3 separate regions of the Homo sapiens genome follow, and all the other regions are linked to region 3. The links are chromatin contacts, found by Hi-C or POLR2A ChIA-PET in ENCODE. All regions are on one chromosome and are shown on one strand. Each heading gives the region's core, a stretch centred on a gene start or an enhancer-like site at or near the end of the contact. The rest is flanking DNA. Distances are from core to core; before and after follow the strand shown. Region 1 has its middle 44 kb from the start of LINC02541. Region 2 overlaps LOC105377956 (a long non-coding RNA gene). Region 3 holds the start of LINC02518 (long intergenic non-protein coding RNA 2518).

Region 1 (3,580 bases), core at 780-3,279, 260 kb after region 3:
GCAGGGGAAGGCGGGCAGGTGTGGTGGCATACGTCTATAGTCTCAGCTACTTGGGAGGCTGAGGGCTGAGGTGAGAGTATAACTTGCGCCCAGAAGTTTGAGACTGTGCTGAGCTATGATCATACCACTGCACTCCATCTTAGATGACAGAGTGAGTTTGTAAATAAATAAATAAATAAAAATAAATAAAAGCAGGGCAAAGGCATTATTTGGCTTCTTGGTTGCCATGTTTATCCAGTGACAGGCCTGCAGCAAAGTTTTAAATGGAAAGGACCTAGAAGGAATAAGATTCCTCAGAAGGACACAGGTCAATGAAGGTTATGATTAAAGTGGCTGCAGAAGTCACCTGGAAGAGGAAAATTCAAGAGTTAACACAAACAGTCATTACATTTTGTTAACAATAATTCTATAATTTCTAAGTCTAAAAACAGGCTCACAAGATATATAGTACATAATTTGCCCCCAGGAATTGTAGCAGTAAGTATACTTCATTTAAAAATAATTACACAACATGACAATTGGACGTAGAGAAATAATGCTCAGCATGGAAAAGAGGACAAAAGAAAATCAACTCGGAGAAGATCTGAGTAACCTATAAACAAAAGTGGAAGTCACTACGGTAGGGAAAAAAAGTTGCTGCTGGATGATCTAAATAAGTATTAAATAAAGACTGAGAGGCGGGAGGATCACTTGAGGCCAGGAGTTCAAGACCAGCCTGGGCAACCTATTTAGACCCCATCTCTAAAATAAAATAAAAATAAAGACTGATGTCTATAAGTAATTAAAAAGACCATCTGAGAAGCTGAATGAGTTGGTTGGTTAGGCAAACCTAGCTTACAAATCCTTGAGGTCCATCTGCTCAGTTTTAGCTGCCAACACACTCTTTCCAGGCCTCTCTATGCTGTTCTACCCAACAGAACACAGAAGACCTTGCTGCTGTTGAGGAACTTCTTGTCTTGCAGAGCCTGTTAGCACCTCCTTGCCCCATGACTCCCAAGCCCACTGAGAGTGTTTCCTACAAGTAGAAGAATGTCTTCATTCAACTGACTTTTATGAGCAGCTTCTATGTTTTCACTACTGTGCTAGTGTCCTGACAGGGTGTATAATTTGTAGGGCCCAGTGCAAATGAAAATGCAGAATCCCTTTGTCCAAAAATTATTAAGAATTTCAAAATGGCTACAACAGAGCATTCAACCAAATACAGGGCCCTTGCAAGTATAGGGTTCTGTGTGACTGCACAGGTTCTATATCTAACTATGAAGCCAGCCTTGCATAGGCTCTGTCCTCAAAGTTCTCCCAGCCTACTTTTTGCTAGTATGTATTGTCTCATAGACCCTAATCCCAGGGTCCTTCTTGCACTGTACTTACAGCTACAGCCATGATCCTTGCCTGGATTTGTGGCTAGCCTTAGATTCCACCCCTTGAGATCTTTGAGATTCCTACGCTTCTCTTTGTCAACACTGCCAATACTCCATTTCCAAACATCATCATTTCTTCCTAGATAACTATAACAGCCTTCTCTTTAGTCTCACCCTCTAATCCATTATCTATATTGCCTGTCAAGAGAATCTTTAAGGAGCCAAATCTGATTGTGTCACTCCCCTGCTTAAATTCCTACAAAGGCTTGCTATTGGCTGTCCAATGAAATCCAGTCCAATGAAATGCGATACTGCTTTCAAGGCAGTGTGTGACCTAGCCCAGGTGACTCTTACAGGAATAATTCTTACCCCACCCACCCCAACACCCCTTCATGAACCAGCCTCACTGTTCACTTTTCATGACACTTGGCAATCTTTTTTCTCCATTTTCTGCTTAGACATTATCTCCTCTAGAAGGCCTATTTTGACACTCTCTCTTATCCTAGTCTCCATAAGAGGACCCTATTATGTGTCCCCATTGTCCTTGTCACGAAGGGTTTTTTTTTGTCTATTTATTTATCTGCATCACATGTTTACAATAAAACAACAAAGACAGAAAGCATGTCTCAGTCACCTTTGACCATGAATATGTAGCCTGACTCGTGATTCATGAGGCACTCAAATATTGTTAAATAAATGAAGACTCATACATCAAAAGGAGTTACTGATATTTTCACAGGTGCTTGTGTTTATTTAAAGGCTTCCTAACCCATTGTGAGCTCCTTAGGGCCCAAGGTTGAACTTGGATATTCCTTCCAAATCCTGACTCTGTGCCTGGCATATAGACAACAGTTGCCTCCTAAGAATTCCAGAATGAGCTGGGCGTGGTGACTCATGCCTGTAATCCCAGCACTTTGGGAGGCCACCACTTAACATACAACCACATTTCTTAAAATCTTGTGAAAATGTCATTCACTAGAAAGGAAAAAGTAAAAGAGGAAAAAAAAAAAAAAACAGTAAATTTAGTGAGCTCTCATGAACCCAAAAAACTTCACTTATGAGCCATTGTGCCATCTGATCTCAGTTTCAACTCCAGGCCTTGTTGGCCTGTCTACAACAGAGCCACCAGCAATGTCAGTTCAGGTGGTATCTGTCAAATCAGCAATTCATGTGTATGTTCTTAACCTACTAGTTTGAGTATTTCTCTCATGACTGGATTACATCCTCTAAAACATTTTTCTTCTAAATTGTTGACTTTCCAAAGAAACTTGCAGTTTCAAAGAAACTTCCAAATACTAAACTCCTTTGGAAAAATCACTTAACAATATAGAGTTTGTTCATTCATTTATTTAAGAACTATTGACTAGGTATGTGTTATGTGAGCAGCCCTGTGATAGAAGATAAGAAAAAAGTAATGAACAAGACAGATGCTTTCTTTACTAGGAGAATGAAAACTTTAAATAAGGGCTACAAAAAAAAAAAAAAAAGGCTGGGCACGGTGGTTCACACCTGTAATCCCAGCACTTCAGGAGGCTAAGGCGGGCAGATCATGAGGTCAAGAGATCAAAACCATCCTGGCCAACATGGTGAAACCCCGTCTCTACTAAAAATACAAAAATTAGCTGGGCGTGGTGGCATGCGCCTGTAGTCACAGCTACTCTGGAGGCTGAGGCAGGAGATTCGCTTGAACCCAGGAGGCAGAGGTTGCACTGAGCCGAGATCATGCCCCTGCACTCCAGCCTGGTGACAGCCTAATCCCTTCAACACAGATTTCTGTGGGCCTTGCAAGACTCCGTCTCAAAAAAAAATAAAAATAAAAATAAATAAATAAAAAATAAACATTATTACCATGGTTTTCAACAGCCAAGCTCCAACTTTCACAAGAAGATAAAGAGGTGGTTTTCATAACAGACTTTTACCACTGAAACAATGTGGTTATTAAGGAAGAAAACGCAGCAACTGAAGTTGAAGGCATGTCAGTTGTTGGAATGTCCTAACCGAAGATTATGAAAGAATACATAGCAGCTTGTAAATGGCAATAGCTGTATCCAGAGTCATTGCAAAATGTCTGGGTAAAGAGAGTTTTATGTTAGTTTTCCAAATACTTTCATATATTTCCTCCTCATTTAATTCTTACAGCCACCCTGAGAGATACATATGGCAAACATTGTAATACCCATTTAGAGTTTGGGAAACTACAGGGGTTAATGACTTGCTTTTTT
Region 2 (3,731 bases), core at 722-3,221, 310 kb before region 3:
CCTCACATATTAAGCATTTAATTATTGTTAACTATGACTTAATTGCCCATAAAAATAATTCAGGAAATTCTTTTTAAGGAGTGTAATGAGAGATCACTCAAGTCCAATAAACATTATTTATGTGTAATATTCACTACAGCTACACATTCTCAACTCTTTGAAGATCAGCTATTTTTCCTGTTGAGCAATTCATTAGTCATGGTTCTGGTCTTGAGAAAGCGCATGTGGAGCTGAAACCTTACCTTTCCTTCCCTAAGAGAACCAATGTCACCCACTCTGCAGTCACGATTGGATAACTGAAAATCTTGTAAAGAGAAAAAAATGTTGCTTGAAGGCCTCAAATCCTAGACATGTTTCTGATTCAATTTGGTCAATTATTTTTTTCTCTTTGTGATACAAGTATATAAATACTGATTCTGTAGCCTAATAAATGAACTGAGTGTGAACTCCTTGATGAAGACTCTTTCATGATAGTGATTAATGGGCTGCAAATATTTTGAAATAAAAACCTGAAACCACAAACTAGTCATATAGTTGGCTAAATATTTTGTTTGGGTGCTCACATCTAACCTACAGATAACCTTGTGTTAACCCTGTATTCCAAACCAAGAAGGAAAGGCTGGGGTTTTCAAGAGGGCGATTTGTGGTTTGGGTTTGGTCTGTCTGAAAAGAGCTGTGGCTCACAGTCTTAACGAGGTTCGTCTTCCAAGTCTCTGACCAACTGAGCAGAGGTTCTCACAGAAGCAAGTTGTGACAGCTGGAATTTGGCATCCACAGCTTCTTAGAAAAGGCTGCTGATCCCAGACTGATAGTTTTAAAACCTTAAAACAAGACTGTTACCATTCTTGAAATTTGTTTCAGCAGGCGCCAGGGAGGAATGTTACTGCCCCTCATTGCTAGACGGGAGTCTCGTCCCAGCATAACTGAAGATCTTCTGGGCTCTGGGCTCCTGCCTCATTCAGAGATTATGTTTCCCTGTCTGTGGCAGGATGCTGGCAAAACCACATGCTTTGTTTAAACATATGGAACGAGTGGTAAGATCAGCAAAGGCCCTTAAAGCCAATGTCAAAAGGCCATCACCATATGAGAGAACTGAGCAAAATGCACTGAGGACAAGCAATTTGTCTGAATCTTGCAGAAGTAGCTTTTAAATCCTTTATAAAAAATTAAGATTTATTTTTGAATTTTGATACATCTTGTCCAGCTTGTAATTTGTTCACTCTCATGCAAAAGAAAGCATACATATGCTATTAACTCTTGACTATGTAGAATATAAAACTCACTTTGTAGGTGATTCATGGTCTTTCATTTCCCTCTTTAATTTTTCATTTTTTCTAATGCTTTAGGACTAAATTATTTCTTCTATCAAAAAAATAAAAGTCAGCAAGGAATAAGAAACTAAATGTTTCCTTCTTTGTAGCATCTTTGAGAAAAACAACTCTCAACCCTGGAGCACGACTTTGTGATTGGTGACAGTTAAAGACCATAAAATATTTATGTGAGGATATGTAATTTTTTCTAATATTTCAGCTTCTTGTTCTGTCACTTACTAGTGTGTGATCATGGGCAAGACTCCAAACCTCTAGAAGCCTAAATTCCCTACAGTAAACAATAATAATAAAGTTACGTGTTGGTTGTGTGGATTTAATGACTAAATATGAAAATATTATTTGAAAACAATAAAATAAGTGTTACATTATATTGTTATAATCTTTGCTCATGGTAATTCAATGAAATCTTTATATTTTCTGATATTTATAAAATAGAATTTAAAATTATAATATTGATAGATTTATTAAGTTAAATAAAAGTTTTATTTTTAAGTCACACAAAATTGAGAAGGAAAAAGAAAATAGCAAACCGTGAAGAGTTAGACCAGGCCAGTTGGAGTCAGAACTTTAATAATTACCTCCTAGAAGCTGGAGGGGTCAGCCAAGAGGTACTTCTGGTACTGTGGGACTCCAGCATGCCCCAATGGCTCAGGAAGGAATCCTGGGCTTGAAATTTCAATTGCTTTAGTCATCATCCCTTTCAGTGTCAGTGAAAGCCAACTGTAAGGACAAATTCACAGAAAGAGTTAACAGGATGAGGGCAAATAAAGACCCAGGATTGAACTCTGGGGGTAGGGAAGGAACAGTATTTAAGGAATGCTTGGAAAAATATGACTATCCAAACCTGAGAAGCAATACCTAGCAAATTAGGAGGAAAACCTAGACTGAATGGTTTTTCTGAGACCTAATGGGCAAAATTCCAGCAAGGAAAATGTAGTCATTTGTTGTGCTGTCAATGCCACTGAGAAGTCAAATAAGATGAAAACTGGAAAAGGTACCGTAAAGAGGCCAGTAATGAGATTGTATGAGCAGCTTAAATGAAATGAGGGAAGGGTCTAGATTTCAGTGAGTTGAGGTTGGACTAACAATGAAGTAAAGAAAGACAGCAAATGTGGAACACTCCTCATCTTTTTGTTTTAAGGCAGGAGACACTTGATATTGAAAAAATATCTTTAGATAAATGAGAAAGAAAGTGCAATCCCAGGAGAAAAAGAAGGATCACTGATGGAGTAAGTTCTCTTAGGAGCTGAGAGGGTGAAATACTGTGCATTGGCAGGAAGATTAGATATGAGGTGGAGAGAGAAAGAATGGAGGGAGATCAGGATAGTACAGACAGGGAAGTTTACAGGTTTAGAAGCAGGAAAGAAATTGAGCATCTCTATTTTATATATGAAATACTCAACCTTAGTATGCTGCTATATATATTATATTTAGTATATTTCAACAGAGCTCAATGCAATGAAAATAAAATGGGAAAACTTAATTTGAGCTATTCATCTTTATAGTTAAATAGTGACCAAAAGAGGTGCAGAAACAAAACACTATAAATAACTGTTTGCTCATACATTTCAATTAATATATTGAGAGCTTAAGAAGTGTCAGAAAGTTTGTTTTTACTGAGGGTACAAAAGAAAAAGTGAGATTTAGTTCCAACATGAAGGATAATAACTAACCGTACAAGGCTATGGCTTGACTGTAAGAATTCTTAACATCAGAATGGACTCCTTGCAAGAAAATCAAGTATTTTACAGCTAGCTGGAAAGCACCATGGTTACTGTTTTGTCTGGGACTATTTAATAACTAAGCATGGACCTGTTGCCTGGGTGGGGATTGACAATGTGTCTTGTTCAGGCAATGAATCTCTAGAACACTTCTGAGGCATTTAAGACTATGAAATTGAATCTTGTGTGGCATAAAATCAGTCCCACAAATTTAAAAGCAGGACAGAATGTAGATATCCCCCAATATTTTTACAATGTGCAGAATCTTACAAAACAATACATGTAATATTGTTTCTATACTACTCATAGATGATTAGTATTATAACAAAGAAAGCTGTTAATACTTAAGTTTAGTATATTTGGGTTGAGATACCTTTATTGAGAAATGAATTTGCCTTTTGGGAAGTTATTCTAAATATCCAGGAGCATGTGTGTGTGTGTGTGTGTGTGTGTGTGTGTGTGTGTGTATTCCATTATAAAAACTTTAAATAAGCTCAGTGAACATTGAAATTTACCATGCAAGTATATAATATTAATTTTCAGTAGCTTACACTTTGATATATATTTACTAGATAGAATTAACTAAATCGTTCTCCTAATAGCAAAACTTTAACTTGTGAATTAGTGTAAGATCATTTTAGTTCCACTCTGATTTTTACATTGATTAACAAGACATGGA
Region 3 (4,045 bases), core at 162-2,661:
GGGAAAATGTCCTCTACATTGACCTGCGAACTATTGAAATGTGCTGACACGGTGGCCACATGTGCTCATTGAGCACTGAAATACAATGGTCTGCAATTAAGTTTGAGGGCTGAATTAAAATGTGCATTAAATATAAAATACCAACTAGATTTTAAAAAGTTACTAGAAAAAATAATGTAAGAGATATTAATAAATTTATATTTGCATGTTAAAATGATAATGTTTTGAATATAGCTAAATAAAACATTATTAAAAATTAATTTCACCAGTTTCTTCTTCCTTTTTTAATATGGCTATTAGTAAATCTTAAATTACACATGGCTCACATTATATTCCTGTTGGATGGCACTGTGATAAGATTTTTTAAACAAAGTTAATAAAGTATTTATGTCATGTATAGGCGGAGGACATTAAAAAGATATTTTGAGTATGCAGACACCTTAAACAATAAATGATAAACGAATTACGTAGAAAACATCCCAGGCCCACAAAAAATGAAGCACAATAATGTCAAACTCAATACCAAATTCATGTGCTCAATCATTTCTGTCCTCATTGGTGCCAGGACCAGCATAAGTTCTGGGGCTTCAGGCCCAACTGCCAAAAGAGGTTTGTCCTTCAGAAACCCACAGACCAGAAAGGAAAAGAGACAGGTTTAAAAAAAAGTTATACAAAATTATGTTGTGAGTAATACAATAAGTTCCAGCATACACAATCTGTTTTGATTTAATTATAGTAATTACATCATCTACATAATTTTTGGTTTATTCAATCCATACTCTACATGTTCTCTTTCTATTGCATGTCAACTTCCTTGAGAGCAGAAGTATTGCATTAATAAGTTTTATGCAACCAATTGCTTTTCTTTCAGTGCTTCCTTTTTATTTAATGATCAAATGTTTCTTCATCTCATATTTACTCTCCCCAGAGTCAGGTTAGCCCAGTGAAATCTAATGGGCTTAGGGTCAAATATTGCCAAAGTCCCTTACCAACTTGCTTACCTACTGGGAGTGTGTAACCCCTCTGCGCCTCATTTTCCACCAACAACATTGAGAAACAGGATACTCAGTGTCTCTTTGACACATACACACTCATATTCACACACACAAATTCAGATCATTGCTTGCAATTTAGCTTATTATTGTTAGTCATCTGAACATATCAAATACTTCCAAACACTCCAACTCACTGGAGTTTTGCTCCCTCAATATATCTATTTTTAAGCACTGGAAGGGGGTTCTACATGCCAGCAATTTGGTTCCCTCTAAACATCCTTGAAAATGTTTATTTGAAAAGATTACCTTGTTTTCCTTCAGGATTAAGACATGGTCACTGCAGACAGAGATGATTTGGAAAGATGGCAAGCAGTTTTTGATAGCTCCTCAGAGACTCCCCTTGTTAAATGAATATACCTGCAGAAAAAACAAAATGCATTCCAGCCCACACACGTTAGAGACATTTTTCAAACACCTAGATGAGAGAAGATAGCTATTACAAATAACATATTTGTTGGAGAGAGTGAAGAAATCACAAACTGGCTTGGATAAATACTATTAAATGCATACTTTGCCTGCCGATTGCGACAGTTTCCCTCTGGCACTCACTGACAAGCTTGGCTCCAGCTGTAAATTAGGTTGCAAAACTTCCTTGTCAGAGAACTCGCCCTGTGAGGAGGACTCAACCCTGGCTCTGAATCTGCAAGGACAGAAAAATCAATGTGACAGAGAAGCAGTTGCTTGTGTCAGGCCTCACCAAGGAGAGAAAAGGCTTTAAATTAATCATGATTTAAGGATGCTGGCAAAACAGTGCAAAGGCACATTCCTGGTGTCTCTGAGAAAAGGGAAAAAGGAGCCTGGAGCACTTTGCGGATGCTCCCCACAGATCCTGCCCTTCTGTTATAAACAGAATTCAGTGTTTACTGTGGGGATGAGAAAGCACTATGGATCTCGTGTAAACAGATAAAATGCAACAAGACTGATAAAAGTTTGGTGAAGCAGTATTGGTCAGTGTGTAGCATGGGGATAAATGAAAGTTTCATCTTCTCTCCTAGAACCTATGAATGAATTAAATCACCTGGGAGGATTTCAGGTCATATAGTAAATTTTGATGTCCCACAATAAGAAAAAGCTGGCTTGAACCTCTTATCTGGAGAGGGATCAAAAATCGCCTTCTGGAGATGCCTTTTTAAAAAATGTCTCACCTATGTTGGACAATGGGGACATCTGGATGAGGGAAATCAATTTTTTTGCCTGGCTTATGCTTTGGAGCAGTGGCTTTAAAATGTCCAAAAAGACCTACTAAGATTACTGTTAAACTGCCACCATTATATGGTACCAGTGAAGCAGTGAGCCCCCAAGGTAGAGGTAAGACCTACCTCAGATGTCAGTCACTGTTGGCCAAGGAAGATCATGTTAGGAAACATCCACCTCTGCTACCAATTTAGGCAATCGAGTCTCTGCACTAGAGAAAATGACATCCCGGACAGCTGATTTCAGACAGACTTTGTTCCTGTGTCAGGTACCACACCTTTCCAGTTTGGGTACAAGAACTCAAGTCAATGAGCCAGATTCATTTATTTTCATAAGTCGTCTCTGACTACAGGACCAGGGTTGCTCTGGGCCTTCGACTGGCCTCAACTATGTCAGTTGTTTGTCATGATGACACAACCATTATTCTCCAGTTTTTTCCCCTACAAGTGGAGAGACATCCAATGAGGACCAAACAGGATTAGACCCTATTGTTAAAAGTTTCCTTTGGCTTTATTTTATAGTATCATCTCTATCATCATAAATCAATCATGAAACACAAGATGTTCCACCAAGCACTACACAAGCGAACTACATAGATGTTGTACCTACCCACTAGGGCTTGTGATAGAAACGACAGAGCACTTAAACTATGCAAATATGACAAGTCCCTATAAACAACAGAGTACAGAAGTTAAATCAGCAGGAAATAGAAAATACAAGCATATGCAGAAAACTGAGTGGTAGGGATGAACAATACTGGTAAATATTATTACTATACACTTTTAAAAAAATAGGGAAATCTGAAATCCGAGATAAGAAAAAGAAAAAATTTATACAGCTATGCTGCACTAGAAACATGAACAGCTAACACATAGCCTCATTATAATAAAACCTTTTTGGCAACATTGGGTAACAAGCAGCTTCCAAAAACAACACCATTCCAATATTTTATTTAAAAAGAAAAAGAATGTGTAGCCATCAGTGCAATTTTCCTTGAAAATGAACAGGTTTCATTTGTACCAAGGGAAATTACCAGAAAAGCTGTAGACACTCCCTCTCAGGAGATCTTTATAAATAGTATAACTTTTCACCTGTTTTGTGTGGCTCTCTCAGAAAGCAGATAATAGGCAAGGAAATCCTTTCAAAATCCTCTTTCTGTGTCTCATTCTGGGTTATTCTCCAGTTATTCCACCTATTTGCCTTTGCCTCATCTTGCAGTCAACACTCTTGAGAAAGGACAGTTAAAAAGGAAGAAACAAATAGATGTCAGCACTCCTGAGAGAAAGCTAGAATAGCTAATAAATACACAATCCTTTATATATTCCAAGAGCTACTTAGTGCTCTACCGGAGTTTTCAAATAGAAGAAAAATCTGTTGCAATCTTCTTGTCTAGACCAAATCCATAGCCAACAAAAACCTTTCCATATGCCAAGTCCTAAGCTGAACATTTTATATGAGTGGTCTTATTCAATCTCACCACAACCCTATGAAATAGGCATTTTATTATTCCCATTTTATAGATCAGAAAGCAGAGTCTTAGAAAGATTTTCTTGCACAAACTAACAGAAGTGCGATCTGTTGGAGCTAAGATTAGTGTAATTAGTTTCCTATGGCAGCTGTAAAAAAATTATAATAAACAAGTGGCTTAAGATGACACACATTTTTGCTTGGGCCCAGGAGTTCAAGACCAGCCTGGGAAACATAGGAAGACCTCATCTCTACAAAAATAAAAAATTAGCCTCACGTGGTGGTGCACACCTGTAGAACTAGCTACTCAGGAAGCTGAGGCAAGAGGG

Evidence for each region. A loop is a pair of places that touch in the nucleus more often than their neighbours do. ChIA-PET counts read pairs that join two places held with the same protein, here RNA polymerase II (POLR2A). Pooled maps may share reads with other maps.
Region 1: a loop to region 3 is called in a pooled map, with 2.6 times the contacts of the local background. The contact joins the enhancer-like site here to the promoter of LINC02518 in region 3. A Hi-C loop is called at or near these places in 1 of 50 pooled maps. POLR2A ChIA-PET finds 5 or more read pairs at or near these places in 2 of 52 experiments (BJ and PC-9).
Region 2: a loop to region 3 is called in a map of PC-9, with 13 times the contacts of the local background. The contact joins the enhancer-like site here to the promoter of LINC02518 in region 3. A Hi-C loop is called at or near these places in 3 of 168 maps with a recorded cell type or tissue (HepG2, IMR-90 and PC-9) and 2 of 50 pooled maps. POLR2A ChIA-PET finds 5 or more read pairs at or near these places in 1 of 52 experiments (A673).

Annotation. Positions count from the first base shown.
Region 1 is chr6:113,692,367-113,695,946 of GRCh38, forward strand. No RefSeq gene overlaps it. Among named protein-coding and RNA genes, the nearest start is that of LINC02541, 44 kb to the left of the region's middle. Within about 2 kb of position 2,030, at least 3 of the 41 ENCODE cell types and tissues checked have a DNase peak (open chromatin) inside an H3K27ac peak, as active enhancers do; they include PC-9, where a contact is called at or near this core.
Region 2 is chr6:113,120,205-113,123,935 of GRCh38, forward strand. It overlaps LOC105377956 (a long non-coding RNA gene), which reads right to left. Exons shown (of 4, transcript XR_942894.1): 4 at 1,918-2,051. Among named protein-coding and RNA genes, the nearest start is that of LINC02518, 310 kb to the right of the region's middle. Within about 2 kb of position 1,972, at least 4 of the 41 ENCODE cell types and tissues checked have a DNase peak (open chromatin) inside an H3K27ac peak, as active enhancers do; they include PC-9, where a contact is called at or near this core.
Region 3 is chr6:113,432,036-113,436,080 of GRCh38, forward strand. It overlaps LINC02518 (long intergenic non-protein coding RNA 2518), which reads right to left and starts at 1,412. Exons shown (of 2, transcript NR_149098.1): 1 at 1,302-1,412.